Linked DNA regions of Homo sapiens: region 1 is linked to region 2. A link is a loop called in an ENCODE intact Hi-C map of the cell type or tissue named here. Cell type or tissue: GM12878. All regions are shown on one strand. Each heading gives the region's core, and the rest is flanking DNA. Links, peaks and the distances in the headings are about the cores only.

Region 1 (15,612 bases), core at 5,219-7,718, 100 kb before region 2:
CTTGGGCAATAGAGCAAGACTCCATCCCAAAAAAAAAAAAAAAAAAAAAAAAAAAAAATTCTAAAATCTGGCTGCTGGAAAATTTAAAATTGTATATAAGGCTCACATTACATTTTCACTGGGCATCATTGCTCTAGAACCTTGCTGCTCAGAGTCTGGTCCACAGGCCAGCAGATCAGCATCACCTGGAAGCTTGTTAGAAATGTGGACAATCAGGTCCCAGACCCGGGAATTCAGAATCAGCGTTTGAACAAGATCCCCAGGTGATCCTGATGCACATTAGGGTTTGAAGACCATGTGTGGGTTGGGGGAATGGCAGTCAGTCTCACTCACCACGGGAGGGAGTGCAAATGCCGACAAATGCTCTGGAGGGCAAATTGCCAATGTCTATCAACATCCGTAATGTCTGGGTGCAGTGAGGAATGTTCTCCCACCCCTAATTTGTCCAACAAGTCACATGGACAAAGATATATATACGAGGACACCCACTGCAGCATTATTTCAAATAGGGGTCAAAGAAGAATCCTAACAAACAACCTCATGTTGCCTAGGTTAGCATTCAACCTAACCATGATGAAGAGGGAACTGCTTAAATACACTGTGGTCCAGCCAATGGAAGACTATGCAGCTGCTTAAAAAATTAAAGTAGAGCTGTGTGTAATGAGTTGGAAAGATTTCAAACATTAATAAAAAAGTTGCAGGGTGATATTGTTGTAGGATAGTTTTTGGTTTTTGTTTAAGGGATAGATTATATACACAAGATTGCACATACATAAGAGTGTTGAGATAGAACTTGTATTTTAGAGATAGGATCTCACTGTGTTGCCCAGGCTGTTCTTAAACTTCTGGGCTTGGCCAGGCGCAGTGGCCCACGCCTGTAATCCCAGCACTTTGGGAGACCGAGGCGGGTGGATCACCTGAGCTCAGGAGTTCGAGACCAGCCTGGCCAACGTGGTAAAACCCCATCTCTACTAAAAATACAAAAATTAGCTGGAGGGGGTGGTGGTGGGCACCTGTAATCCCAGCTACTTGGGAGGCTGAGGCAGGAGAATCGCCTGAACCTGGGAGGCAGAGGTCGCAGTGAACCGAGCCACTGGACTCCAGCCTAGGCAACAAGATTGAAACTGTCTCAAAAAAAAAAAAAAAAAAAAAAAAAAAACAACTCCTGGGCTCAAGCAATCCTCCCACCTTGGCTTCCCAAAATGGAGATAGAACTTTTAAAATAATTTTTTTTTTACATTTAAAAGTTATATCTCAGCTTGGTCAAAAAAAAATTAAAACAGTACCAAAGGAAATACATAGGAAATAGAGATCCCCTTCTCCTATTGGTAACCCTAATGTCCTGCAAATCCCCCACCCTAGTCCCACTGTTGACAGTTTCTCAGATACTGTTTTCAAATGTTTTATATATTTATATTTGTTTTTGTAAATAGGATAATACCGTATACACTGTTCTGCGATTTGCTTTCTTCCCTTAGCAATCTGTCCGTGAGATGGATCCAAGTTCATTCATGCATCTTTTGTGCTTTTTAACAGTTGAACGATAATGGATGGATACATAGATGATTTTCTTTTTTGTTGTTCTCACTACAAAAGACAGATGCTACAATAAGCAAGGCTTGCTTGTGACTGTGCATACAAGCTTTCTCCAAGAAAAACTATTACTGGGTTGAAGGAATGCGTATATGATTGTAAAATACTGCCAAACTGCTTTGCCCGGGGCTCTTCCGAGTGACCTTCTCACCCAGTGTCTCTTGGTCCTCATGATGCTCACACATCTCAATTCTGGACATTACCAGTGCCTGTAATTTTCAGCAGACAATGAGTGAAATATGTGATCGCAATATTTTATTTTGCATTTCTCTCATTAGAAATGACACTAATGACCCAGGCGTGGTGGTTCATGCCTATAATCCCAGCACTTTGGAAGGCAGAGCTGGGCGGATCACCAGAGGTCAGAAGTTCGAGACCAGCCTGGCCAACATGGTGAAATGCCAACTCTACTAAAAATACAAAAATTAGCCAGGCGTGGTGGCGCATGCCTGTAACCCCAGCTACTCAGGAGGCTGAGGCAGGAGAATCACTTGAACCTGGGAGGCGGAGGTTGCAGCGAGCCGAGATCACACCACTGCACTCCAGCCTGGGTGACAGAGCGAGATCCCATCTCAAAAGAAATGACACTGAGCCTATTTTCATATATGCATTCACCATTTGTGTTTCTTTTCCTGTCAATTGCCTATTTATATTCTTTTTCCATTTTTTCCTTTTTAAAAATATTTCCGATTTTAAAAACCCTTTATATGTTTTGTATATTAATTTTGGGGGTAAGTTATATGAAAATATTTTCTCCAGCCTGCAATGTTTTTAAACATTGTTTATGGTGCGTTTTGTCATGTGGAAGTTTAAAACCATTAGGTAGTCAAATGTTTTCATTTACGGATTCTGAGTTTTGTGAATCACCCATCCCAATATTATTTATTTAGGGAAAATGCTATTTTCTTCTAACAATTTTTAATGTGTTTTTATGTTTAGCTCTTTATTTATTTTTATGTTTGGTATAAAATAGGGACTATAACTTCACCGTCCAAATGGATAGCCAACACCGTATTAAATAGCCCATCCTTTTCCCATTGATTCACAATGCCATTATATCATGTGCTAATTTCCCCCATAGTCCTAATCTGATTTGAAACGCCTCCTCCTGTTCCATTGATAGATTAATCTACTCTTGACCCAGCTGCATAGGTTTAATCGAGGTGGCTTTCTTGTGTGTTTCCTTATCTGGCAGACTAAGTTCCCATTTATTATTCTCATTAGTCCTTGCTTGCCATGCATTTTCTTTTCCAGGTGATTTTTAAAATCAGCTTGTCAAGTTCTCTGAAAAAATCCCAGTTAGAATTTTGTGCAATTACATGTAATTAATAGGTTAATTTATAAATAACTTATGTTCTTATAACATCAAGTCCTTCAATTTGAGATCATGGTTTCTCTCTCCATTTATTCAGCTTTTCTTTTATATCTTTTTTCTGCTTTCTCCATATAGTTCTTAAACCTGCTCTGTTACTGAGTGTGATGTAGCTTTAATTACCTTTGCAAACAGAATCTTCCTTTTCCATCATGACATTTTCTGGTTAGGTTTTGTGGGTATCTAGGAAAGTGATAGTTTCGGTAGGGTACTCTTAAATATCTGTCTGAATTCTCTTATTCATTTTAATAGTTTCTGAATTTATTCTTTTGGCTTCCCTAGGTAAATGATCTTGTTTTGTGCAAATAATGGCAGACAGTCTGTTCCTTCCAATGCAACTCATTTAGGGACAGGGGAGTTGTTCTGATCTGTTTTGTGCTGGCTGGGACCCGCCGTGCAATGCTGCAGATCAGTGGCATGGTGCTTTTGGTTGTCTCATTTCTTTTTTTTTTTTTGAGACAGAGTCTCACTCTGTCGCCTAGGCTGGAGTGCAGTGGCGCGATCTCGGTCACTGCAACCTGCACCTCCCAGGTTCGAGCAATTCTCCCACCTCAGCCTCCTGAGTAGCTGGGATGACAGGCATGCGCCACCATGCCTGGCTAAATTTTGTATTTTAAGTAGATTTAAAATACAGGGTTTCACCATGTTGGCCAGGCTGATTTCGAACTCGTGACCTTAAGTGATCCACCTGCCTCAGCCTCCCAAAGTGCTGGGATCACAGGGATGAGCCACTGCACCCGGCCTTGGTTGTCTCACTTCCGATTTCCAAGGATGTTTCTGCTCCAGGAGGAGGATGCAAGTCAAAGACAAGGAGTGCAACAGGAGTGCTGGGAGATGGGCACTCACCGAATGGTGCCCAAATGGGACCAGCACCGTGGATAGGAGCTGGAAAACTTAGCCAGTGGTGAGCCACAGGGTCTTCTGAGCCAGCTCAACCCACTGCGAGGCTCCTCTTTGGTGAGACGTGGTGCTGGAGGCGTGGTCAGGGCCAGACACCAGGAAACTCTCAGGCCACAACCTGTATATCTCTAGATAGTTCTGGTCTTCTTTAACGTGTTCCTTGAATAGAGCAGAAATCGGCCTCCTATAAAATCCACTCCTGGATCCCGGTTCTCCCCTCAGGAGATACATGGAAGCCTCAACTGTTTGAAAAACCAGGCAGGTCTCTCTTGAGGTTTCTTCAGGCCAAACCCTCTGGGTTACTTCAGCCATTCCGCACGCCCCTCTTAACCCCAGGCCATCCCAGATCCACCTCCCATGACACACTCAACCTGGTGCCTGTCCTTCCTAATGGGGGTCTCAGAACCCAAGGCCTGCAGAGTGGACTGACCCTCCCACCGGGCGCCCCTCCACGAGTGCAGTCTCACAGACAGTGGCACCAGGGGGCGCCCATTCAGCGATCCAGCTTCACAATGTATTTGCCATCGACTAAAATGCCATCGTCTTTTTCACATGTGCTCCTGCTAAGCTAGATTTGGAACTTTATTTTTATTTATTTATTTATTTATTTATTTATTTTTGAGACAGAGTCTCACTCTGTCGTCCAGGCTGGAGGGCAGTGGTGCGATCTTGGCTCACTGCAACGTCCGCCTCCTTGTTCAAGCAATTCTTCTGCCTCAGCCTCCGGAGTAGTTGGGATTATAAGTGTGCGTCACCATGTCTGGCTAATTTTTGTATTTATAGTAGAGGCGAGGTTTTGCTATGTTGGCCAGGCTGGTCTCGAACTCCTGACCTCAGGTGATTCACCCACCTTGGCCTCCCAAAGTGCTGGGATCACACGTGTGAGCCACCGTGCCCAGCCGAGACTTGGAACTTTAGATTGTTTTGTCCTAAACTTCCCATGGCTACACCAGCCCGTTACTCCAGACCATTGAGGTCAGCTTCATCCTGGCTCTAGCACCTGGCATGTGTGCCATCCTCCTAGCTGGATGGCAGCCCCACATTGGAAGGCCTGCCTCCTGGATCCTTATCTGAATTGCTGATGTGAATGAAAGGAGGAACCAACAGCACAGACGCCTATGTCTGGACTGACACTGGTGTGGCCTCAGCCAGGCCCATCTCTCTCCCTGTGCTCTTCAACAACAACAAAATCACAAATGAACCCCATAAAATGCTTTATGGAAACCTATAGATATCAGATTAAAGATCACAATCTGGTGGCCCCTATGTTGGATTTAGTGTTCTGTTCACCCAACCCATATTTTTAAAAATTATGAACCAGTTACAAGCATTTTTAAAAATTCAGAGATTTCTACATAATAATCTGGATTTTCAGCTTTCCTTGAAAAATCTGAAGATCTGATACCCTTGATTATTCCACAGTGATGTAGCTGGGGTGGGGCGTGTATTAGTCTGTTTTCACGCAGCTGATAAAGACATACCTAAGACTGGGCAACTTACAAAAGAAAGAGGTTTAATGGACTCACAGTTCCACGTGGCTGGGGAGGCCTTACAATCATGGCGGAAGGTGAAGGGCACATCTCATGTGGCAGACAAGAGAAGAATGAGCTTGTGCAGTCAAACTCCCATTTCTAAAGCCATCAGATCTCATGAGACCCATTCACTATCACGAGAACAGAGCCGCCATAATTCAATCACCTCCCACCGGGTTCCTCCCACGACACGTGGGAATTGTGGGAGTTACAATTCAAGATGAGATTTGGGTGGGGACACAGTCAAACCATATCAGAGTGGAAGCATTCCCTTTCAATGGGGCAGTTCTCTTTGATGTGTCACCATCCCCACCTCGCCCTGTCGCCTCACTCGCAGCCTGTTCCACTCATTTACATCACCCGCCTGACTGCTGTAGGCCACTGAGCTATGATATTCATCAGACGCAACTAATTACCCAACTTGTGAGGCCAGCAACCACACACTGGTAAACAGGTTTAGTTGACTTGGTGTGTTCCCAGTGACCTCCTGCTGGTTCCCAGGCCCAGCACCTGCTTTGCCTCTCCTCACAGATCATGCTGTTAGTAATCTCATCTAGCCTCTTGCCTGGGGTGGACGTCAAGCTCACTACACTGTAAACTCCAAAACAGCCCACGTTACTCCCGGTGACAATCAGAATTCCCCCTGGCCTGCCCTCAGGTGTCCTGGCTCTCTCCTCTCAGCATCCCCCATGGACTCATGGGCACCCCCGGTTGAGCTCGCTCACCCAGAGCTCTCTCTCTTCCCTGGGATGAGGCTTGGTTCTACGGAAGCTGGGGTCGTCACAGCCTGTTTTCTGCCTTGGGGTTTGGTCCCAGTTCCTCAGAGCAGTGACTTTCAGTTCCTTTGCAGGTGTGACCTGTCTGCTCCTGTTAGAGCCTCCTTTCCCCAGAGGGCAGGGTGGGCCCCACTGGGGAGCTGGAGGGCTCACTTTTGTCACTGCACTTGCCACCCAGAACACTGTTACTGTCCCTTTCTGGCATTTCTTGGTTTCAGACAATCTCACCTACCCCTCAAAGAAGGCGGAAGCTTCCTGTCGTGGTCTGGCCCTTTGCCATCTTTCAGTGTTCCTCACTGAACGGTAATCCCCTCCGTGTGCCCCCAACGAGTCATTCACCATCTTGTGCTAACTGCATTTCTTCCTGATCCAAACTTGCTTTCTGGAGATGGGGGCCATGCAGAAGGGAAGGCGGGTGTATCAGGAGGTCTGGTCTCTGGGGACTGAAGGGATGATTTTGCCAAAAGGGTCAATGTCACTGGACCACATGCCATGGTAAACCTTGGACAACCAGTTCTCCAGGGAAGAAAACAAGCCCGTGATTTGTAGTGTTTGCCTATTTCTACCGTGGAGACACTCTAACCACAGCTCCCACCAGAGTGGCTGCATTCACAACCAGCTCTTGGGGTTCCTGGAAAACTGGGATTTGAGCCTGTAGGAGCCAGTGCCAGCACCCCATGGGCATGTGTGTTATCAGCTCACATCTGCCAAGTCCTGGCGAGGTCTGCCTGCCTCTAGGACTGTAGACGTCTTTATTAGAGACTCCTGTCACACCTGTTAGGAGTCAGACAGATTAATAATCACTTCTTTTTATTTAGAGCTCTTTTAATCCCCAAACTCTTATTTATAAGTTATTTTATAAATTAATAATGATATATCATATATTATATTATAATTAATAATGACATATATGTCATATAACATTATTAAAATCAATTAATTATTAAATAATTATAATATATAATTATATATTATATTATTATTAAATATATAACATATAATAGATATTATATATTACATATTATATAAGTAGTAATTGCATATTATATAAATAATATATATTATATATAATATAAATATATTTATTTATTATAAATTATATTTATTTATATTATATTTATAATTACATTATATTATATTAACTTATTTATAAGTTAATCAGTTTTACCTCTTCCTTGTGATCAGGTTTGGGAAGGATGTTTTTTCTACCTGCCTGGTCTGCTTCCTTGACTGTGTGATCAGGGTCAAACTGCCCATTCTTCTGAGCTTCAGTTTATTTATCTGAGAAATGGGAGTTGCTGGTCCATTAGCACAGTTAGCAGAGCAGGTGCTGCATGATGACCGTGGCTCTCACTGACTGGGAGCCACGCCCCGGGCTCTGTTAGTTCGTTAAACCACTTGGGCAAGTAGGTCTTGAAATCTTCATTCACGGCCAAGGAAACTGGTTTGGTCTCAGAGAGTTAGATACTGTACTCTAGATCGCACAACCAGTTGGTCGTGGAGCTAAGATTGACATTCGTAGCTGACATGGTGTTTTAAAACTTAGTCACAAACATTAAAAAATCGGAGATTTCATCTAGGAATCTGGACTTTTACCTTCTGAAAAATTTAAAATTCTAGCACCCAAGGCCTGTGTTACCCCATGATGCTGTAACTGGAGCTAACTGGAAGCTGCTGCCTTTGAAGGGGTGTTTCCCCCATGGGCCCCAGTCCCCGCCTCTCCCTAGTGTCCCACACCTCGCCTGCTTCACTCACACCAAGTTTCACATTTCGTGATTTTCCCCATGGGCCAGAATGAGAGGAAGAAACTGAGGCACAGAATGTTTTGGCAATTAATTCAGCTCAAATCAGAGAAGCCACAGCAGAGCTAAGAACCGGTCTTTCATAGTCAGGCTATGTGATCAAAACCACAGCGCCTCGGTGGCTCACGCCTGTAATCCCAGCACTTTGAGAGGCCGAGGCGGGCAGATCACAAGGTCAGGAGATCGAGACCATCCTGGCTAACACAGTGAAACCCCGTCTCTACTAAAAATGCAAAAAAAATTAGCTGGACGTGGTGGCGGGCGCCTGTAGTCCCAGCTACTCGGGAGGCTGAGGCAGGAGAATGGCATGAACCCGGGAAGCGGAGCTTGCAGTGAGCCCAGATCACGCCACTGCACTCCAGCCTGGGCGACAGAGCAAGACTCCGTCTCAAAAAAAAAAAAAAACAACCAAAAAACCACAGCGCCTTCTCACTACAAAGCCATGACTTTACAAACTGTTTTAATCCCTTCTGTCCCCATATTGCACTTTGTATAACACTCCCCTTCCTAGGAAACCATTTGAATGGGTGTCTTTTTATTTGAATATGTTCTTACAAAACACTATTGTTGTCTTGGGTGCATGCATTTTAAATTGACTGAAGTCATATCATAGCTTTCATTCTGTGTTCCCCCTTTTCACCAAAGGATCTTCCATGCTGCTGCGTGCACAGCAAGCTCTTGCTTCTGGCTGCTGCAAAACACCCCATGTATGCCTTGACCACACTACTTGTCCACTGTCCCAGTGATGGGCATCCAGGTTCCCTGCAAATCTCTGCTGCACAAAGAATGACAACCCATATAGGTGGGTTGTCAAAGTGAGCCCTGGGGTATATGCCCAGGAGTGAAGTTGCTGGGTCATAGCATATGCTCATATTTAATTTGCCTAAATTGTACCTGATTATTCTCCACAATGGCTGTCCTGGTCTATGTTCCTGGGTTTCTCTATCCAGCACAGATGTTGAGAGAGACGGGAGGGCTTTGCACCAGTAACTAGGCCCTTGGAATGGAGCTCAAGGCAGGCTTGCCTCATGTCAAAGGCACCAGAACACACAGGCAGAGAGATTGGAGAACGGCAATCTTTCAGAGTCCAGGAGCGTAGAACTTAGAGGAAGGAACCTGAGATCTGGGTTCAAGTCCTGCCTCTGCCACTTCCAGGGCAAGTCACTTGGCCCTTCTGTATCCTGGCTGCCTGCCGAGGGGGTGATCTGCCCAGTGCTAGGGTGTTCTCTCAGAAAAGTAGTTCTTTTTTTTTTTTTTTTTTTTTGGAGACAGAGACTTGCTGTGTTGCCCAGGCTGGAGTGTGGTGGCATGATCTCGGCTCACTGCAACCTCTACCTCCCAGGTTCAAGCAATTCTCCTGCCTCAGCCTCCCGAGTAGCTGGGATTACAGGCATGTACCACCATGCCTGGCTTATTTTTGTGTTTTTAGTAGAGATGGGGTTTCACCATGTTGGCCAGGCTGGTCTCGAACTCCTGACCTCAAATGATCCACCTGCCTCCGCCTCCCAAAGTGCTGGGATTACTGGTGTGAGCCACTGTGCCCTGCCTTTTTTTTTTTTTTTTTTTTTTGAGACATAGTCTTGCTCTGTCGCCCAGGCTGGAGTGTAGTGGTGTAATCTTGGCTCACTGCAACCTCTGCCTCCCAGGTTCAAGTGATTCTCCTGCCTCAGCCTCTCAAGTAGCTGGGATTACAGGTGCGCACCACCACACCTGGCTAATTTTTGTATTTTTAGTAGAGATGGGATTTCACCATGTTGGCCAGGCTGGTCTTGAACTCTTAACCTCAAGTGATCTGCCTGCCTTGCCCCATTTCTTTATCTGTAAAATAGGAAGACTAACAGAAACTTAAGTGAAGCTGTTTGAGTACTCAAAAAATATTCATCCTTTTCTTCATTCATTTCCAACACTGAGGTAAATGCACAATGCATTTCATCTTCAATGCTGAGGCTTCTTTGCATGCTCGGTCACACTTAGGGCACCCTGGTATCCCCTCTAGCTGGTTCAGGGACTCACGGGACAGAGGCCCTGCTAAAGAGCAGGATTTGGGACTGATCAGGGCAAACAGAAGGTGAGGTCGGAAGTGTGCTGAAGCCATGGGGGGTAGGCTCAGGGAGGGATGGTCGTGGTCCTCATGGGCCATGGTTGGGGAGGAAGAGGAAGAGGAAGCTAAGGTTTTCATGTCTGATCAGCTCTTCTATAAAGTTGGGGGGTCCAAATTCTTTCCCAGTGCTGAGAGGCTTGAGTTGAGGACTTGACGGTGAATCGTTTGGTCAGCTGTTGAGGACAGGCTTGAGATGGACAAGTGCAAGGATTGATTTTGAGAGCTGACCGCCATAGGTCAGGTTCTTCCAGAAGCAGATCCTAGGCCTTGGTACCAGTAATTCATGAAAGAAGGGCTCCCAGGAGAAACCAGTAAGGGAGTGGGGGACAAAGGACAGGGAAGAGGGGGAAACCAGGTGTGGTTTCAGGTGAAGTCTCACCTCTGGCCTGATCTCACAGGAGCTGTGGAGTATAAATTGCACCTCCAAATTTGTCCCACAGGGAGGCAAGAAACTGGGCTTTTGCACATGTACTCCAGGCCCCCATTGGCTGTCTTGGGTAGGGATAGGGAATGTGGACCTCCCGGGTTTCTCCTGGATTTCCCCATAGGTGAGGTGGTTCCAGTGCCCAAGGGCAGTCGTCTGAGGCACCAGGCTTAGGTCTTTGGCAGCAAAGCAACAGAGCCCCCAGAAGTGGGGATGGGAGCAGGGGGGCGGTCAGTGGGTCCCAGGGAACTGGGTAGGACAGCAGCTGCGCTCTCTGTAAGAACCTGGCTATGGTTGGAAACCGTCATTTCTATCTACACCTGTGCTTTGCCAGTGCCGCTCCCTTCGCCCGCCAGGGTGCTCCCTGTCTCTTTGCCCCACCACCTCCTATTCACCTGAAGTAGGAGCATCTCAGCTGCAGAGTAGCTTCTTTGGTGAATCCTTCCCTGATCCACCAGGCTGAGTCTCCCGGAGCACCCTCCCAAGCTACTGTCCTCTCTTCACAAGCCTCTGCACCTGGTCATATTTTCTTAGTTGTTTATGGTTCTGTGTCTTGCTCCTTTGCTGGACTGTGGGCAGGGCCTGGGTCTGTGTTGGTCCCTGATGCCGGGGGCTGAGCCGGGGGGAAGAGAGCCAGAGGGGAAGGGAAGGGTAAGAGGGTAGTGACCGCAAGCGGGCCGCCTGCTGGCTGCTGCACCACCAGCTCTGCTTTCCTTCAGCCCTGCCCAGGGCAGCAGGTGATCGTGGGGCGGATCTTGACGAGTAGCTTCGAGGACAGGGGCCACAGGAGGACAGGCTGCCAGCAAGTGGAGGGTGCCAGGGAGAGAGTGGCTCTGGGGGGCCACAGTGGGGTTCTGGCTTGTTGGAGAGATGGTGGGGTCCAAAGAGGCCCGAAGGCCTGCACAGGGGATGAGATGAAGGGACAGTGGCCACTGGGAGGTCAGAGAGCAGTCGCTATGGGAATGAGCATGTGGAACTTGACGATTTGTCCCTATTGGCAGATACTGATGATAAAACAAGTTGTGTGACATTGGACAAGTTGCCTTATCTCTCGCAGCCTCAGCTTCCCCATGGGTTAATGAAGATAAGTATGTCATGAAGTTTCAATAAGAGGAAGACCCCGGGGGAAAGTTTATTTTTCCCACCACACTTGTATCTGTCAGTGTTTGCTGCATAACAAACAGCCTCAAATCTCAATACTTAATGACAGCAAACATTGACTTTCCACTCCTGGGTCTGCAGGTCTGCTGTGGTTGGCTAATCTAGTTGGGCTGTCTTGGACTCAGCTGAACCAGGCTGGACTCCAGGTTTCTAATCATGTCCAGGTCTGTGCCTAACATCCTCATTCCTGGGCCAGGCTGAAGGGCTGGAGTTTTCCTGGCCATCCTTTCTTATGGCAGATTGCAGGGGCCCAGGAGGGCGAGTAGAAACTCAATGTGCCCTTAAAGCCCTCAGCTCAGAACTGGTGCTTTTGCCCACATTGCACTGGCTTGGCCAGAGTCATGTGGCCAAGCCCAACATCAGTGGGGCAGAGACACAGATTCATCACGCTCTAGTGCAAGGTGCTACAAGGACGTGGCTGCAAAGCCCTGCAGCAGGGAAGGGCCCTTCTGCCACAGCACCCCTCCTCCTCCTCTGGGCTTCTCCAGTGCACCTAAGCTCTTGGAGAAAGTGCAGAAACCTTTCCCATAGTGAACTGAAAAGCTCACTGTGATGCCAGGTATGAGGCACAGTTTCTAGCTGTCAGCTGTGACTCTAGTGATCAAGGACGCATCCTGTCCTGGATTCTTAATTGTGGACCTGAGTTTCCCAGATGAGGGTTCCACCATCCAAATACCCAGAGCACCTGCTGATGGAGAGCATTGTCATCCTTGTCCCCTTGCTCTGATCCTGGTGACATTAACAGAGACTTCAGAGCTGTCATTTCAGTATCAGCCAAAGCTGTCAATTTTCCAGCCCTCCATCCTGAGCTCCTTTGATGTGAGGGGTTCAAAGCACTTTCTAAGCTGCTTGAATCTTCAAGGAAAGCATGGGCCTGACTCCCATGGCACAGATACTAGGGAGTGAATGGCAGAGATTTGGGGACCTGATGATCTCAACATCCCAGTGGGAATCCCAGCTCATGGGGGATAAGGCCTAAGTGGATGCCCATGTCTGAGAGTTGACCTGGCATGAGGGTTTCCCCAGCAGAGGGTGCGGTAGGCAGGGCTGCTGGTGGGTAGGCAGGGGGTAGGCAGGGACCCAGCCTGGGGAGGATGGCCTGATTCCACAAGGAGCTGTGGAGTGTAAATTACACCTCCAAGTTTGTCCTGCAGGGAGGCAAGAAACTGGGCTTTTACATGTGTACTCCAGGCCCCCATTGGCTATCTTGGGTGGGCACAGGGAATGTAGACCTCCCAGGTTTCTCCTAGATCTCCCCATGGGCAAGGTGGCTCCAGTGCTCAAAGGCAGTTGTCTGAGGCAACAGGCTCAGGTCTTTCACAGCAAAGAGGGTGTTGGCTATGAACTCAGAGAAAGGGGTGATTTAGAAGGGAGTGCAGAGACTGCTGGGGAGTGGGGCAAAGCCCATGCCAGGTGATTCTGGGAAGTCTGCCCAAAACAAGGCGAGAGGAATGTCGAAGAACCTAGCTTCAGGAAGTTGGGGCTGGTTGGAATGAAGTAGTTGGGAGAAGATAGAACCCAGCTCCACTAGTGCCAGGGCCCCCCAGCCCTGGACAGCAAGGGCCTGGGGGAGGGGTTACAACCTGGTGCTTGCCGGGGAGCTGGGAAGAACCGGGTGTCTGGGGTGGGAGTCATGATGTCCCTGCTGGCCCCAGCTGGCGGGTGGTTGGAGACAGGGTGGGTGCTTGGGCTCAGTCTTCGCTTTCCTTCCCTTAAGCTTGGGCCTCTTCCCCAGCGCTGCCACGGCACTCCCTTCTGCACACTGAGATTCTGACCGAGACTGGCATTGGCTTTTACCCTTTTCAAGTCTCCAGACATGTGGTTTGGGACCATGCCTGGGAGAGGCCAGTGGCGGCTGGACCTTGCCCAGAGATAGCCAGTGCCAGTTTCCCCCCTCCCACCTCTCAGTCCACCATAGCCCCAGGGGGCGGACCTCCTGTCCTCCAGGAGGTAGACGCCCCAAATGCCAGGTTTCACACCACCCTACCCACCCACTGAGCCCGAGTGGCTTGCGTCTGCCACAGCGTCTCTGACTGCCTTCTCTGCCCTGGGCTGGCAGCCCCCTGGCTCTGTGCCTGTCCTCCTCCGGGATCTCACTATCATCCAGCTAGAGAGTCCGGGGATCCCCCACCCACCACCTCCAACCCCTTTCTCATCTCTCTCATCTGGAAATGTCCCCTGGGATGCTGCTCTTCTGACAGCATCTCTGACCGCTCAGGCAAGCTGCTCAACCTCTCTAAGACTCAGTTTCCCCATCTGTAAGCTGAAGATATCAAACCCACCTGCACTATTAGATAAAATATAAATTGCATCACATATGTGGGCGCATCTGGCCCACTTTCTTCCACATCTGATGATCAGTCAACATCCATTCTTTCTTTTTTATTTAAACGAGATGAGGTCTTGCGATGTTGCCTCCTTTCTCTCCCCCCAAGTGCAGGTCAGAGCCTTCCAAGCCCCAGGAACCCACAAAATCAGGCCATCTTTGTGAGATGTGCCAGCTCAAATTCCCTGCAGCCTGACTACCAGAAATTTGCCCCCTTGAAAGTTCCCACAAGTATTTCTGAGATGCCCTCAAAGAGCCCCTCCCTGCTCCCTCCCAGGGCAGCACGGGGCACCGTTCCTTCCTCCTTTGCCAGGTCCTAATGTGCAGGTGTCTGACAGGCACTTACCCCGGTACCGCAAGAACACCAGGGTCACTGTCCCAGCCTAGGGCTCTGTGCCAGGCACTAAAGCTACCCATCCACAGTCTTGCAGCTTCTGCATGGCAGAGAGGGGACAACCCCCTGCCCAGTGCTAGGCTTTGGTTTGTACCCAGAGACCCACAAAAGAGTGCACACCATCAGTCTCTGTCTGATGCTCAGTCATTCCAGAAGCTAAATCAAGCCATGGGTTGTGGCAGAAAACAGAAGCTATGTCCTATCTACTCCCATTCCTCTGCCCAGCCAGAGTACCTCCCTCTCCTGGTCACAAAATGAGACCTGCCTTGCTCTTCTGTGGATGGAAACTTGCAGGAGCCTAGCTTTGCCATGCCAATGCACAGTGCCCATCCACCTCCATCCTGCAGCCCCAGCTGAGACACTTGTGCTGCTGAAGAGAATGCAGCCCCTCCCCTCTGGCCAGTCCCACAGCACACGCTTCAGCTGAGACAGCCAAGAAGAGCAAGGGGACTGCCTGCACTCACCACAGTGCTTGTCCTGGGCTGCTGCAGTCACCTCACCCTCGTCTATGCGCGTTGCTGTGTGACTCTGGTTCTCTGTAATTGACCTTTTTATTATTGGCGTGGGCATTGTTGCAACTATTTGGGCATCGTAGGTGTTTCCATGGTATTTGTAGCTTTTGTACAGAAACCTTCAGAAGTATATAGACTGGGAATGTTTTTGTATGATAAAAATAGACACTTTTAGGCAAGATGGTTTTTTTCTTTCTTTTTTATTTTTTTGTTGTTGTTGAGATGGAATCTCGCCCTGTTACCCAGGCTGGAGTACAATGGCGCGATCTCGGCTCACTGCAACCTCTGCCTCCCAGGTTCAAGCAATTCTCCTGCCTCAGCCTCCCGAGTAGCTGGGATTACAGGCGCCTGCCACCACGCCCAGCTATTTTTTTTTTTTTTTGTATCTTTAGTAGAGATGGGGTTTCACCATGTTGGCCAGGCTGGTCTCGAACTCCTGACCTCATGAACCACCCGCCTCAGCCTCCCTAAGTGCTGGGATTACAGGCAGAAGCCACAGCGCCCACCAGTCTTTATCTTTTTTTTGAGACAGGGTCTCATTCTGTTGCCCAGGCTGGAGTGTAGGAGCACAATCTTGGTTCACTGCAGTCTGCATTTCTCAGGCTCAAGGGATTCTCCCATTTCAGCCTCCCAAGTAGCTGAGACTATAGGCATGTGCCACCATGCTCAGCTAATTTTTTTTTTTTTTTTTTGAGATAGAGTCTCACTCTGTCACCCAG
Region 2 (15,612 bases), core at 8,156-10,655:
ACATGTTGGCCAGGCTGGTCTTGAACTCCTGACCTCAAGTGATCAGCCCGCCTCGGCCTCCCAAAGTGCTGGGATTACAGGCGTGAGCCACCACACCCGGTGCATTGGGTGTTATTTTTCTCGCTTCCTATCTATGCTAACTTCATGTCTGTGAAAGAGCAACTTAATGATTCCTTAGTTTGCATTTTTGATGGCTAGGAAAGTGGAACTATTTTCCATTTATTAAAATTAACCAGCTGCAATTCTTTTTGTGTGAAACGTCTGTCTGTATTATCTGTTCATGCATCTGCTGGAGAGGGTACCCTCTTGCCTGGGGAGCTAGCTGCAGATACTGTTCCCAATCCGTTTCCTTTTTATTTTAGGTTTTTTCTCTGTGCAAGTTTTAAACTTGCATGTCCTCTTGCCCGCCAATTTTGTTCTGTCATGTCTTATGCTGCATCAAATCTTGGGAAGTTTTCATTCCCTACAGCGATCAGATGAGTGTTTAATTCTGTCTTTCTGCTGCATTTTCTACAATATAATTTTTTTTACATCAACTAATCCACGTTTTGTTCTAAGACTTGAGACATTTGCCCCCAAAGTACTGTGGTGTTGTTCTGACGGATTTATTAAATAACCCTTGCCTGGGCTATAGTTTCAAAGGACCAACTCTCCGGCCAAGAGTTTGGTGTTTCTGCCATGAAAAGGCAGGGTCTTCACCCAGCTGTCTCCCACTTTCCCTGCAGGCGAGGGCTGCATTGCCCTTCGGTTAGAGGCCACAGAAACGCAGCTGCCCATCTACACGCCTCTCACCCACCATGGGGAGTTGACAGGCCACTTCCAGGGGGAGATCAAGCTGCAGACCTCTCAGGGCAAGACGAGGGAGAAGCTCTATGGTAAGCAGCAAGCCCCTCCCCAGCGCCCTCTTCAGCCCCCCACTTAGGGACGGGAACGTGCTTTCTCTCAGCAAAGCTGTCGAATATGCTCTCTGCTGCGGCCTCAGAGCAGAAATCCAGCACTGGAAAAGATCTCAGACAATCTGGCCCAACCCTCACTCAACTCAAAAATGTCCCAACAGAACCCAACATCCAGCACCCCCAGATCACCCTCCCCGACCCTGTGGATTTTTTAGGGCCCCGAACCTCACCTGTCAGCCTTTAGGCCTTGTCATTCCCCCATTAGCACCTCCACTAAAAGAAGGACCCAGTGTACCAAGCGAACCTACGTCTTGTTAAATGGCTCCTTCCAGGCTGTCCGGGGAAGGCCACAGCTACAGCTGCAGATGAGATTTAGAATTTCTTGGGCGACCTCTGCTTGCCCACACGGCCACATGGTGCCCACTCCCATATACAAACAGGCCCTCGTACGTACCTAAACCCTGCCCTCATGGTGCCCACCCAGGTTTCTGTACCTTCTAAACTGCTTTTTTTTTTTTTTTTTTTTTTTTTTTGGGACAGAGTCTCACTCTGTGGCTCAGGCTGGAGTGCAGTGGCACGATCTCAGCTCACTGCAACCTCCACTTCTGGGGTTCAAGTGATTTTCCATCTTCAGCCTCCAGAGTAGCTGGGACTATAGGCACCCACCACCATGCCCAGCTAATTTTTATATTTTTAGTAGAGACAGGGTTTCACCACGTTGACTAGGCTAGTCTGGAACTCCTGACCTCAAGTGATCCACCTGTCTCCGCCTCCTGAAGTGCTGGGATTACAGACGTGACCACTGCACCGAGCCTTTTTTTTTCTTTCTTTCTTTTTTGGAGACAGTCTTACTCTGTAGCCCAGGCTAGAGTGCAGTGGCACAATCTCAGATCACTGCAACCTCCGCCTCCCAGGTTCAAGCAATTCTCCTGCCCCACCTTCCCGAGTAGCTGGGATTACAGGTGCCCACCACTGGCTAATTTTTGTATTTTTAGTAGAGACAGTGTTTCACCACGTTGGCCAGACTGGTTTGGAACTCCTGACCTCAAGTGACACACCTGCCTCGGCCTCCCAAAGTGCTGGGGTTACAGGCATGAGCCACCACACCTGGCCTGTTTATTTTAATCTGACAAAACATACTTGCCTGTTTTGTTTCTTGCTGAGACCAGTAAGTTGGAAATGTCACATGAAATGGCAACTCTGGATCCCAACTCTCCTCTCTGTGGATCCACTGCAGGCATAACTAATCAATCACTGAACTCTTAGGAGGCCTCAGAATCTTGCTTAACTCACCTCTCCAGGTACTCACTATTCACTGTGCAGCTTCAGCCTGCAAATGGAAACCCCTTTGCCATCCCTCGCCTAAGCTCTGGAAGCTGGGCCCTCACATGCTCTTTCCCGTCCCTTTCCTTCCAGACTTTGTGAAGACGGAGCGTGATGAATCCAGTGGGCCAAAGACCCTGAAGAGCCTCACCAGCCACGACCCCATGAAGCAGTGGGAAGTCACTAGCAGGTAAAGTGGGCGTGGGGTGGGTGTTGGGGGGGGTGGATATCAGGGACTCATGACAAATTAGCATGGTTTGGCCGGGTGCGATGGTTCACGCCCATAATCCCGGCACTTTGGGAGGCCAAGGCTGGAGGATCATTTGAGCCTAGGAGTTTGAGACCAGCCTGAGCAACATATCGAGACCCTGTCTCTACAAAAAAAATGTGGTGGTTCATGCCTGTAATCGCAGCACTTTGGGAGGCCAAGGCCGGTGGATTGCTTGAGGTCAGGAGTTTGAGACCAGGCTGGCCGACATGGTAAAACCCCATCTCTACTAAAAATACAAAAATTAGCTGGGCGTGGTGGTGGCACACGCCTCTAATCCCAGCTACTCTGGAGGGCTGAGGCACAAGAATTGCTCGAACCCAGGAGGCAGAGATTGCAGTGAGCCGAGATTTCACCACTGTACTCCAGCCTGGGCAACAGACCGAGACTCTGTCTCAAAAATAATAATAATACTTAGCTGGGTGTAGTAGTCCTAACTACTTAGGAGGCTGAGATGGAAGGATTGCTTCAGCCCAAAAGGCTGAGGCTGCAGTGAGCTGTGATTGTGTCACTGCACTCCAGCTTAGGCGACAGAGTAAGACCTTGTCTCAAAAAAAACAAAACAAAACACTAGCATGGCTCTGCAAACCCAGGGCCTGTGAGAAGGTGAACTGAAGCACAGAGAAACCCAGGACACAGGAGAAAGAAGCTCCAGCCCAGGAGAGGTGCTCTCCTGCCTCCTCTGCGAGTCTGTTGACCGCTGGAGAGGTTGATGTGACTGTGACAAAGCTGGGGAAATTCTAATGTGACGGAAAGTTCAGTTTGACTCAGCTAACATTTGTTGAGTCCCTGTGATGTGTCCAGTTCTAGAGAAATCAAGGCAAATTCAGTGCAGTCCCTGACTTAGGAACTTGCGGCCTAGTGCATGAAGAAGTGACTGCGGAGAGAATGGAGAGATTCCAAGTCTACAAATGGTGGCTGTGTCTCCTGTGGGACAGAGGACACCAGCAATCATGGGATCTGTGGCCACCAAACCCCACCCTATCCACTAGCAAGAAAAATCACTGGGGGAAAATGCACACTGGTTGCTCTTGGCAGAGACTGAACTGAGAATAGTACAGATGTTAAAGTCTGTATTACCAGAATACAGACGTCCTTGGTAGCAGGGCTGCCCTAACTCACCGATGTGGTCTCCGAGATCCAGAATCAAGTTCTGGTCTCTTTGCCGGCTCACCAGCCGAGGAGGCAGAACCATGCCAGCAGCAGACATAGCTTGTTCCTCTCCTCCCTCCCTTCCCCACAACTCATCCCCACCAACCCTTGCCCTCACCCCAGCCACCCCCGCTGTACACAGGAATTCTCATCTCTAGCACATTCCCTGATCCACTTCCAGCTTCCGATGTTCACAGCCGTGGGCACACAAGCATCCCCTTTCCCTCTTTCCCTCCCATGATAATCCCATCAGCAAATGCATCCTGGCTCTGAAGTGTCTACTGTGTTCCAGAATCAGGATCAGTGTAGGGAAACAAATTCTTTTCCATTTTGACTAGCATGAGAACGAGCATTTATTTCTGAAGCAGGCAGTGGTGGATGGGAACAAGGTACAGCTCGGAACCAGGCTGGCAGAGCACATGGGAGCTGTGGAGTGTCCCTGACAGCCTATACGCTCAGAACTCAGTTCTCAGGAGGCCGGTGCCTGACACAGTGGCAGCGTGCAGTGTGTCTGTTGGGGCCACCTTGCCTGGGTCTGGGCCATCCCCTCCATAGCTTTAAGCTGATTGCCCCCAATTCCAGGCTCCAACCTTGATCTCTGTGACCTCACACTCATTTTTCTAAATATGCACATGGCTGTCTCTATGCTGACGCTGCACACACAAATGTGTGAGCTGATGTGTTCCAGAGGAACCCCTGCTGGAGTCTGCCCTGAAAATCCCCTCCTTCCTGCCACCCAGGCTACCCCCCCACCATCTCTCTGCCCTGCCAGCCTTGCCAGCTTCTCATTCCATCCTCTGCACCTGCTCACCAGCCTTCGGACCGTCCAGGAACAGGCCAAACCCCTCTCACCTGGAGGCCTTTGCATGTACTCTTGCCACTGCCGAGAACAGTCTCCCCTTCTTTCTCTCTTATCTGCTTATCTTCTTATCTCAGATGAAAGACCACCTCCTCAGATGGGGCCTCCTGGGGTCACCCAATGCCCAGTTGGTCCCAACACTTCACTAGTCCCCATCTCTGCCCCTTGTTATTCTCAGACTTCAGCACTACATCAATACCGTGTCTCTGTGTCACTGAGCTTGTTTTTCTCTCCCATCAAAAGTGAGTTCCATAAGAACAGAGACCATGGCTGCCTCACTCACAGCCATATTCCCTCCTCCCGGCCTGGGGCCAGGTGCTTACGAGGCCCTCAGTAATCACGGTGTTGCATGGATAGATGAATGAATGAATGGATCACTGCCCAAGAGGTGAAGGAGTTGAGGAGAGCTCGAGAGAGCCCTAGGGTTATCAGAGGACACTTTCCTTGGGCTGGTGCTGACCCCGAGAAGGGAAGGGACCCCTGAGATGTGACTCCATGTCCTCCCTGCAGGGCCCCTCCGTGCAGTGGCTCCAGCATCACTGAAATCATCAACCCCAACTACATGGGAGTGGGGCCCTTTGGGCCACCAATGCCCCTGCACGTGAAGCAGACCTTGTCCCCTGACCAGCAGCCCACAGCCTGGAGCTACGACCAGCCGCCCAAGGACTCCCCGCTGGGGCCCTGCAGGGGAGAAAGTCCTCCGACACCTCCCGGCCAGCCGCCCATATCACCCAAGAAGTTTTTACCCTCAACAGCAAACCGGGGTCTCCCTCCCAGGACACAGGAGTCAAGGTGAGCATCCTCTTCATTAAGACGGCTCCCTCCCTCCTTATGAAAGCGCCCTGGGCTTTGGGCTTTCACCCTAGAATGGAAGCCTCATAAGGGCCACAATTTGTGTCCACTTGGCTCATGACTTATCCCTGGGGCCTGAACACAGCAGGCCCCTGACATGTATGTGGAGTCTTCCATGTCCTAACCTGTTAGTGCAACTCGATTGCTTTTTAAAGGGTAAAAATTTGTAAAGATATTGCCAAGAAAAGGAACCTCCTATAAAAACTATATACATATCAAAAAACATGTTTTGGGCCGGGCATGGTGGCTCACGCCTGTAATCCCAGCACTTTGGGAGGCCAAAGCGGGTGGATCACCTGAGATCGGGAGTTCGAGACCAGCCTGACCAACATGGAAAAACCCCATCTCTACTAAAAATACAAAATTAGCCAGGGGTGGTGGTGCATGCCTGTAATCCCAGCTACTCAGGAGGCTGAGGCAGGAGAATTGCTTGAACCCAGGAGGTGGAGGTTGCGGTGCGCCGAGATTGCGCCACTGCACTCCAGCCTGGGCAACAAGACTGAAACTCCGTCTCAAAAAACAACAAATTTCGGCCGGGCACGGTGGCTCACGCCTGTAATCCCAGCACTTTGGGAGGCTGAGGTGGGTGGATCACTTGAGGTTAAGAGTTCGAGTCCAGCCTGGCCAACGTGGTGAAACCCCGTCTCTACTGAAAATACAAAAATTAGCCAGGCATGGTGGCTCACACCTGTAATCCTAGCTGAGGCAGGAGAATCGCTTGAGCCCAGGAGGCAGAGGTTGCAGTGAGCCAAGATTGCACCACTGCACTCCAGCCTGGGCAACAGAACGAGACTCCATAAAAATGCCAGGTGTGGTGGTGCATGCCTGTAATCCCAGCTACTCAAGAGGCTGAGGCAGGAGAATCGCTTGAACCCAGGAGGCAGAGGTTGCAGTGAGCCAAGATTGCACCACTGCACCCCAGCCTGGGCGACAGAACGAGACTCCATAAAAATGCCAGGTGTGGTGGTGCACGCCTGTAATCCCAGCTACTCAAGAGGCTGAGGCAGGAGAATCGCTTGAACCTAGGAGGCAGAGGTTGCAGTGAGCCAAGATTGCACCAGTGCACTCCAGCCTGGGTGACAGAGTGAGACTCCGTCTCAAAAAAAAAAATGGCCAGGTGCGGTGGTTCACGCCTGTAATCCCAACACTTTGGGAGGCCGAGGCAGACAGATCTCGAGGTCAGGAGATCAAGACCATCCTGGCTAACATAGTAAAACCCCATCTCTACTAAAAATACAAAAAATTAGCTAGATGTGCTGGCACGCACCTGTAGTCCCAGCTACTCGGGAGGCTGAGGCAGGAGAATCACTTGAACCCGGGACGCAGAGGTTGCAGTGAGCTGAGATCACACCACTGCACTCCAGCCTGGGCGACAAAGCGAGACTCCATCTCAAAAGAAAAGAAAAAAAATGTTTCTAGAGCTAGTTAACCTTTGGGCATCTCCCGCTCCCTAGAGGGCCCTGTGGAACAGGGTGGGAGTTTCCATGTAGAGCCTGCTCGCACCCTCCAGTTCCCCTCTTTTTTCTCGACCATGAGGTTCCCCATTCTATAAGCAGCTTCCTAGTCTCTCCTGTAGGGGACACTTAGTTAGAAACTGGAACTAGGGATGTAAAAGGCAGGGCAGCCAGCCTGCAGAGAGAGGAGGCCCGGCCCTGAAACTCTGGGGAAGCCCCGGACGGTGGAGAAAACTGATCTGAGTCTAGAACTGGTTCAGGCAGAAGAATGGAAGCCAGATAGGAGACCGGGCTACGCAGCCGAGGAACAGGGTCAGCACTTCCCAAAGGCACAGACGCTCTCTGGTGCTGCTGGAACAGAGCAGAGCCAACCATGGGTACCTCGTGGATACACAAGTGGGGAGCTCTACATGTTTCTAGTAGCCACAGGATGACAGACAGACGTGAAAGTGCAGGCCCAATTACCAACGATTTAAGATGGGCAAGATAGCTTGAGCACTGTCTTCCCTTGAGGCTCTTTGCTGGCTTATCATAACCTCAGGGGTTCACTCTCAGCCTCTCTTCCTCTAACACTGGTTTTTTCTTCATCCTTTTTCCATGAGGACTTGCGTGCTGTCCGCCACATGGGGCAGAGCCAGCAGCGGTGTGTTCTCCATCACACTGTCCTCCAGCTCCCTCCAGTTCCACCCTTCCCAGGCCTGACCTGGCAGGGTCTTCCTCTGGATGGAGAAGCTGTTGACAGTCTCATTTCTCAAAATATGCGAGATATGCTCTAAGAAACGGATAGGCCAGGCGCGGTGGCTCACGCCTGTAATCCCAGCACTTTGGGAAGCCAAGGTGGGCAGATCACTTGAGGTCAGGAGTTTGAGACCAGCCTGACCAACACGGTGAAACCCCATCTCTACTAAAAATACAAAAATCAGCCAGGCGTAGTGGCCCACACCTGTAATCCCAGCTACTCAGGAGTCTCTGAGACACGAGAATCGCTTGAACCCGGGAGGCGGAGGTTGCAGTGAGCTGAGGTCATGCCACTGCACTTTAGCCTGGGTGACAGAGCAAGACTCCATCTCAAAATAAATAAATAAATAAATAAATAAATAAATAAATAAATAAATAAATAGATGAGAGGAAGTCAGGAAGAGAGAGAGAAAAGGACAGGACAGGATAGCCCTGAAGCTCAGCTCAGCTGTCTCTCTCTCTGCCTCTGTACAGAGTTTGTTGATAGGGTGTCAGACCCTGGTCATTCCCTAAGAAACTTGGAGGGAGGAGAAACAGCCTCAGTTTCCTGCCCTGGAAATATGAGGACAAAAGGCACTATTCAGTGGGTATCAAGGTGCCTGTGTGGCCACCTCTTTGGAGACCCCAGGAAATGGAGCTCTAAGCAACCAGAAAGAAAAAGGAGCATGATTATTTGTGTAAGTGAATGCTTTTCAGCTCCCAAAGCGAATGGATCTTGGTGCATAACAACGAGCACACAGCTTGGTGGGAGCATGCTCCCCACAGCCCCATGGTGACAGCTGCAGACAGGCTGCCATCCACGGGCAAGGGGCCCCCAGGGTACGCTTCTAACTCACTGCTCACCAAGGAGGCGCTTGGAGCCTGGAGCCCTGCAGCTCGCACACCTGCCTCATCCCTTTCCGCTGCTCCAGGTCCCAGGCTCAGCCAGAGCAAAGGCTGTGGAAGGGGGTGTTCCAAGCACCATCAGTGTTTCCCCACCATCACCCAGACCCAAGTGCAGGGACTGACCTTCCCGGTTTGCCAAGTACTGTCCCAGTTTTAGCACTGAAAGTCCCACATCTCAGGAAACCCTTCAGTCCTGCGTAAGCAAGGACAACTGGTGACCCCAGATCGAAGCTGTGCAATTAGGAAGGGGACTCTTCTCAGCCCCTGGCCAGTGCTTAGCTGCTTTGGAGATGAGACTCGTCTCCTGAATCTGAGAAGTACAGTCATTTGCTGCAGGAATCAACTCGTCCCCTAGATATCGGTTCCCTTATTCAACAACTGTGGCCTGCTATAGGAGTCAATTTCTTGTTACCTTTGGTCAGGGGAATAAGACTTACTTTTGAGTTTTTCATGGTTTTCCCCAGTCTTCCCCGCCCGCCCCACCAAGCTTCCCCTCTCTAAGTGCAACAGAAGCCTCCTCTTAGAGGGAAGGCTTCCCTGGTCTCTATCTCACTGCTCTTTTCCCAGAGGAGTGAGCTTTAGAATCACAAAAGGGCTTGCACCCAGGGCTCTTCCTGGTCCTGCCCCCAGTTCTCTGAAGTCAGCCCCCTCCTCCCATCTCAGCCCCTGAGAGAGGGTGGTCAGAGGTCAGGACTTCTTGCTCCTTCATCTGAAAACTTGTGACCATGCCAGTTGCACCCTCCTGTGCCCTCTTCCCTTGGCTAACTCACAGCAACGGCCTTTGAGGGTCCACACGGGGGTCAGAAGAGGGCTGAACATGGAGGGGGCCCTTTCCAAAGTCCTTGTTTGAGGCCCCAGCATTTCTATGTATGCACCTGCTCTAAGGTGTTTCCAAAAATTAATGGGCAACACCCCCAGGTGCACAGTCAGGCTCCCTTTGGTGTGTCCCGGAGGCCAGCCTCCCTGGAGCTCCATGGCTTCTCACCGGCACCTGTGTGAGGACGACATCCCGCCTTTGTCCCCTGAGCCCACACCTGCTCCCCAGAGTCACTGTTGAGTGCCTGTGAGCAGCTTCTCAGTGCACATCCCATCAGTAACAGGCGCAACAGCCTCAACAGCTCAGTGGGTTCCCAGCGATCCACAATTTCTTCACGATAGCTTCCTTTTCTGTAGAAAGCAGAACCCAGAACACTCCCCTGGGAGATTCTGCTGCTAGTCAGGAAGTAAAATGTGTTCCCATTTCTCGTTCTCATAGTTTGCTCAGCAGGAAATCACCTCCAGTCAGAGCAGTGATAAATCAGAACACAAACAAGCAAAGGCAGCACTTGCCTACTTTGGGTCACAACACAGGAGCTTCCCCTGCCCATGAGTTGAGTGGGCCTTTCTTCTAGCTACTGGCCTTGGCTTCCCCAGTACTCGCAAGTGTCCAAGTTCCCTCTGACTTGCACCACAGCCACCACGTGTTCCTTCCACTGTGAGTTAGGAGAGGCTTCCAGGGAGAGGACTTCATGTGGCTGGGAAGGACACTGTGTTAACCGGGATGTCGGGCCCCCTGAGCTCAGATTCTGTCCTTGTTTGTGGCTGTGTTGCTGTGCCTGGGAAAGTGTCTCACACATGAGTTTGGTAGATGGAGCCTCTTGAGCTTTCACCCTCAAGTAGCACAAGTGGTTCCTGAGGAGGAGGTGTGATCGCCTTCCTGAGCGGTCATGCAAATGCTGGGTCGGAGCAGAATTGCTGGAGTCAGAGGAGAGGCTGCGGGGTGGGGATGGGAGGAACCGGGAAAGGAGGCCTGTTGACTGGGGAGGTGGGAAGGGGCTGTGGAGAGCAGGCTCATCTGATGAGGATGAGGGGTTGATACTGAGGTGCCATGTAAGTTCTCACTTCATTTCTCCCACAAATCCTCCAGTGCCATGCCCCTTGCTCACAGATGCTCTGATGTGAACAGGTTTTATAGTGGAAAAGGTCCCAGGCCAGAACTGAGGCTGTCTTTGAGGACAACGTATGATGAACACAGTACTGTTTCCTCTTCCTTTTTTTCACTTGAGGTGAAATTCACTTAACATAAAATTAACCATTTCAAAATGAACAGTTTGCTAGGCTGGGCACAGTGGCTTATGCCCATAATCCCAGCACTTTGGGAGGCCAAAGTGAGAGGACTGCTTGAAGCGAAGAGTTCAAGACCAGCCTGGGCAATATAGTGAGACTCCCCATCTCTACAGAATAAAACAAAACTAAAAAATTAGCCAGGCCTGGAGGCATTGCTACTCCCAGCAATGTCCAGCTACTCCTAGCTACTCCCAGCTACTCCCAAGTAGTCTCAGCTACTTGGGAGGCTGAGGGGAAGGACTGCTTGAGCCCAAGAGGTTGAGGCAGCAGTGAGCCATGACCGCACCACTGCACTCCAGCCTGGGTGACAGAGCGAGACTCTGTCTCTAAAACAAAACAAGACAAAACAATTTGGTGCCATTCAGTAAATTTGCAATGTTACATGTCTCTATCTAGTTCAGAAACATTTGTATCACCCCAAAGAAAGACCCAGAGCCATTAAGCAGCCATGCTCCCATGTCTTCTCCCCTGGACATGTGTCTTCCCTGCTCTGTCCCTGGCTCTAGGCCCAGTGACCTGGGGAAGAACGCAGGGGACACGCTGCCTCAGGAGGACCTGCCGCTGACGAAGCCCGAGATGTTTGAGAACCCCCTGTATGGGTCCCTGAGTTCCTTCCCTAAGCCTGCTCCCAGGAAGGACCAGGAATCCCCCAAAATGCCGCGGAAGGAACCCCCGCCCTGCCCGGAACCCGGCATCTTGTCGCCCAGCATCGTGCTCACCAAAGCCCAGGAGGCTGATCGCGGCGAGGGGCCCGGCAAGCAGGTGCCCGCGCCCCGGCTGCGCTCCTTCACGTGCTCATCCTCTGCCGAGGGCAGGGCGGCCGGCGGGGACAAGAGCCAAGGGAAGCCCAAGACCCCGGTCAGCTCCCAGGCCCCGGTGCCGGCCAAGAGGCCCATCAAGCCTTCCAGATCGGAAATCAACCAGCAGACCCCGCCCACCCCGACGCCGCGGCCGCCGCTGCCAGTCAAGAGCCCGGCGGTGCTGCACCTCCAGCACTCCAAGGGCCGCGACTACCGCGACAACACCGAGCTCCCGCATCACGGCAAGCACCGGCCGGAGGAGGGGCCACCAGGGCCTCTAGGCAGGACTGCCATGCAGGTGCGCTGCGCCACACGTGGGTTCGTGTGCATTTGTGTGTGTGTGCATGCGTGAGTGCGTATGTGTGTACCTATGCATATGTGTGTGCATGTGTGTGTGCACGCATGCATATGTGCGTGCATGTGTGAACGCATGCATGTGCACACATGCGAGTGATGGTCCTGGGAACTGCTCCATGAGAAGGGAGAGTCAGGATTTGAACCCAGGTCTGCCTGTCCCACACATCCCTGACCCTGCATTGCCTCTGCAGCAGTTGTTAAAAGGAAGAAAGGCGGGGCTGTGGATAAACTTAGTCTAGTGTCAGTCCCAGAGGAAGAAGATTCCATAAAGAAAAGGAGCCTAAATCATTTATATCTCATTGTTATTATAAATTTGTTTTGCAACTGAGTTTCGCCAGGCACAGTGGATCACGAGGTCAGGAGATCGAGACCATCCTGGCCAACATGGTGAAACCCCGTCTCTACTAAAATACAAAAAATTACCCGGGCATGGTGGCGCACGCCTGTAGTCCCAGCTGCTTGGGAGGCTGAGGCAGGGGAATCGCTTGAACCTGGGAGGCAGAGGTTGTGGTGAGCCGAGATTGCGCCACTGCACTCCAGCCTGGTGACAAAGCAAGACTCCGTCTCAAAAAAAAAAAAAAAAAAAAATTAAAAAACAACAACAACGGAGTTTCACTCTTTGTTGCCCAGGCTAGAGTCCAGTGGTGTGATCTCGGCTCACTGCAACCTGCGCCTCCTGGGTTCAAGCGATTCTCCTGTCTCAGCCTCCCGAGTGGCTGGGATTACAGGCACCTGCCACCATGCCTGGCTAATTTTTGTATTTTTAGTAGAGATGGGATTTCACCATGTTGGCCAGGCTGGTCTCGAACTCCTGACCTCAGGTGATCTGCCTGCCTGGGCCTCCCAAAGTTCTGGGATTACAGGCATGAGCCACTGCACCCAGCCTCATTGTTATTATTAAGTCGCATTCATACTTGAAAATTTCCCAATATTTTGGAGAATTCAGCACACTTTCCCTCTCCTTCATGTAAAATAAAAAATTTTTTGAGCAAAACTAACAGTGATTAAGAACAGACTCCAGGCCGGGCGTGGTGGCTCATGACTGTAATCCCAGCATTTTGGGAGGCCGAGGTGGATGGATCACCTGAGGTCAGGAGTTCAAGACCAGCCTAACCAATATGGTGAAACCCTGTCTCTATTAAAAATACAAAAATTAGCTGGGCATTGTGGTGTGCACCTGTAATCCCAACTACTCGGGAGGCTGAGACAGGAGAATTGCTTGAACCCAGGAGGCGGAGGTTGCAGTGAACCGAGATCGCAACACTGCACTCCAGCCTGGGCGACAGAGTGAGACTCCATCTCAAAAAAGAGAACAGTCAGGCTATGTTGGATTTGAATCCCAGCCCTCCCACCTCCTGGCTCTGTGCCTTGAGCCTCAGTTTACCCATCTGTAAAAAGGGGCTGTTAATAGTACCTACCTCATAGACTTAGAAGGAGAATTGCATTGTAGGCTATTATGTATTATTACCATGTATTATCATCTATATAGAAATTATATATTTATATTTATGTATTTACATTGATATCCATTACATATCATTTCATATATATATACTATACATATTACATATGTGTATATATTTTATATATATATATGGTACGTACCTGGGTGTGGTGCCATGCACCTGTAGTCCCAGCTACTGGGGAGGCTGAGGCATGAGGCTAGCTGGAACCCAAGAATTCAAGGCTGCAGTGAGCTATGATTGCACCACTGCACTCCAGACTAGGCAACAGAGTAAGACCCCATTTCTAAAAAACAATTTTTTTAAATAAGCAGGTAAAGTACTTAGAGCAGTGAGTGCTGGCTCTTCTCAGCTACACGTTAAAGGAAGCCTGGCCTAGCCCACAGCATGCAGGGACCTGGGCCACTTAGTTCAACATGGCCTGGTGAGAATGAGCCCTGACAGCCCTTCTGTTCTTGTCCCACAGTGAAGCCCTCAGTGAGCTGCCACTGAGTCGGGAGCCCAGAGGAACGGCGTGAAGCCACTGGACCCTCTCCCGGGACCTCCTGCTGGCTCCTCCTGCCCAGCTTCCTATGCAAGGCTTTGTGTTTTCAGGAAAGGGCCTAGCTTCTGTGTGGCCCACAGAGTTCACTGCCTGTGAGACTTAGCACCAAGTGCTGAGGCTGGAAGAAAAACGCACACCAGACGGGCAACAAACAGTCTGGGTCCCCAGCTCGCTCTTGGTACTTGGGACCCCAGTGCCTCGTTGAGGGCGCCATTCTGAAGAAAGGAACTGCAGCGCCGATTTGAGGGTGGAGATATAGATAATAATAATATTAATAATAATAATGGCCACATGGATCGAACACTCATGATGTGCCAAGTGCTGTGCTAAGTGCTTTACGAACATTCGTCATATCAGGATGACCTCGAGAGCTGAGGCTCTAGCCACCTAAAACCACGTGCCCAAACCCACCAGTTTAAAACGGTGTGTGTTCGGAGGGGTGAAAGCATTAAGAAGCCCAGTGCCCTCCTGGAGTGAGACAAGGGCTCGGCCTTAAGGAGCTGAAGAGTCTGGGTAGCTTGTTTAGGGTACAAGAAGCCTGTTCTGTCCAGCTTCAGTGACACAAGCTGCTTTAGCTAAAGTCCCGCGGGTTCCGGCATGGCTAGGCTGAGAGCAGGGATCTACCTGGCTTCTCAGTTCTTTGGTTGGAAGGAGCAGGAAATCAGCTCCTATTCTCCAGTGGAGAGATCTGGCCTCAGCTTGGGCTAGAGATGCCAAGGCCTGTGCCAGGTTCCCTGTGCCCTCCTCGAGGTGGGCAGCCATCACCAGCCACAGTTAAGCCAAGCCCCCCAACATGTATTCCATCGTGCTGGTAGAAGAGTCTTTGCTGTTGCTCCCGAAAGCCGTGCTCTCCAGCCTGGCTGCCAGGGAGGGTGGGCCTCTTGGTTCCAGGCTCTTGAAATAGTGCAGCCTTTTCTTCCTATCTCTGTGGCTTTCAGCTCTGCTTCCTTGGTTATTAGGAGAATAGATGGGTGATGTCTTTCCTTATGTTGCTTTTTCAACATAGCAGAATTAATGTAGGGAGCTAAATCCAGTGGTGTGTGTGAATGCAGAAGGGAATGCACCCCACATTCCCATGATGGAAGTCTGCGTAACCAATAAATTGTGCCTTTCTCACTCAGCTGTGTGTGTGGCGTTTTTCCTGACATTCGGAGCCATAGATATCCTTCTAGATGGCAGGGCCTGCACAGGGCACAACTGAGGCAGTTAAGGGTTCATGGTGGTGATGGATGGTGTTGCCCTGACCAGATGGGACACCATAGAGCCAGTTTGAAGCTGGTCCTGGACTAGGAACAGGAGTAAACCGCACCCCTTCCTTCCTTCCACCCACACATCTTCCTGGCACTCCAAGCACCCTGCGGCCACCCAGAGGCCACGAGCATCCCCTCCAAACCTGCTGTCCTGCAGCCCACAAGTTCCTCCCAGCTTTTATAAGTTTTCACCACTTAAGCTGCAGTGACAAAAAAAACACGTCAACACTCCCCAGGTCATGGGTTCCCAGGTCAGGGAGTAGACCCCCGCCCAGAGGCACAGTGCGGGCCACTTCCACGGCGCCTCTGCCCCACCTTGGGCTGCCTGGCCTCTGCTTCTGCTCACAGACACCAGGCCTGGGCTCCAGGCAGGGCCTGGAGCCGTGTCTTTGGCAGCCTCCAAGCAAACCATTCACTCCCAAGCCTCAGTGGCACCTGGAGCCCAGCAGGGGCAGGACTGAGTGCCTGCTGGGACCATGGCTCCCTACCCCCACTCAGGTGTCCCCGCCCTGCAGGCTCACTGCCTGGTGTCCGTGTAGAACCTGACCTAAGTCCCAGGCCCCAGCCTCTGATTCAACAGACCAAGGGCCACGGTGGAGAGAGAGCTGGAGACACCCAGACATTCTTTAGTCTCCCAGCCCCCATCACCAGAGCTGAGGACCCAG

What was found. Hi-C counts contacts between places; a loop is a spot of excess contacts. Peaks named below come from ENCODE experiments on the same cell type or tissue, not always from the same donor. Only the 100,000 strongest peaks of a DNase experiment are listed, where the experiment ranks them.
Region 1: a loop joins it to region 2, with 2.6 times the contacts of the local background. A loop is called at or near these places in 1 of 110 quality-filtered maps.

What each region holds. Positions count from the first base shown.
Region 1 is chr2:233,094,485-233,110,096 of GRCh38, forward strand. All of the region lies in intron 2 of INPP5D (inositol polyphosphate-5-phosphatase D), which reads left to right. Among named protein-coding and RNA genes, the nearest start is that of INPP5D, 42 kb to the left of the region's middle. RefSeq lists enhancers at 12,927-13,428, 13,429-13,928, 14,544-14,783. In GM12878, for the core only: no CTCF peak of the experiment used is centred there; DNase peaks (open chromatin) are centred at 5,887 and 6,337; H3K4me3 peaks cover 1,317 bases; H3K27ac peaks cover 2,192 bases.
Region 2 is chr2:233,193,087-233,208,698 of GRCh38, forward strand. It overlaps INPP5D (inositol polyphosphate-5-phosphatase D), which reads left to right. Exons shown (of 27, transcript NM_001017915.3): 23 at 726-875; 24 at 2,313-2,409; 25 at 5,009-5,290; 26 at 11,040-11,631; 27 at 13,620-14,817. The coding sequence ends at 13,622. It also overlaps the pseudogene RN7SL32P. Among named protein-coding and RNA genes, the nearest start is that of ATG16L1, 51 kb to the right of the region's middle. In GM12878, for the core only: no CTCF peak of the experiment used is centred there; a DNase peak (open chromatin) is centred at 9,605; H3K27ac peaks cover 2,447 bases.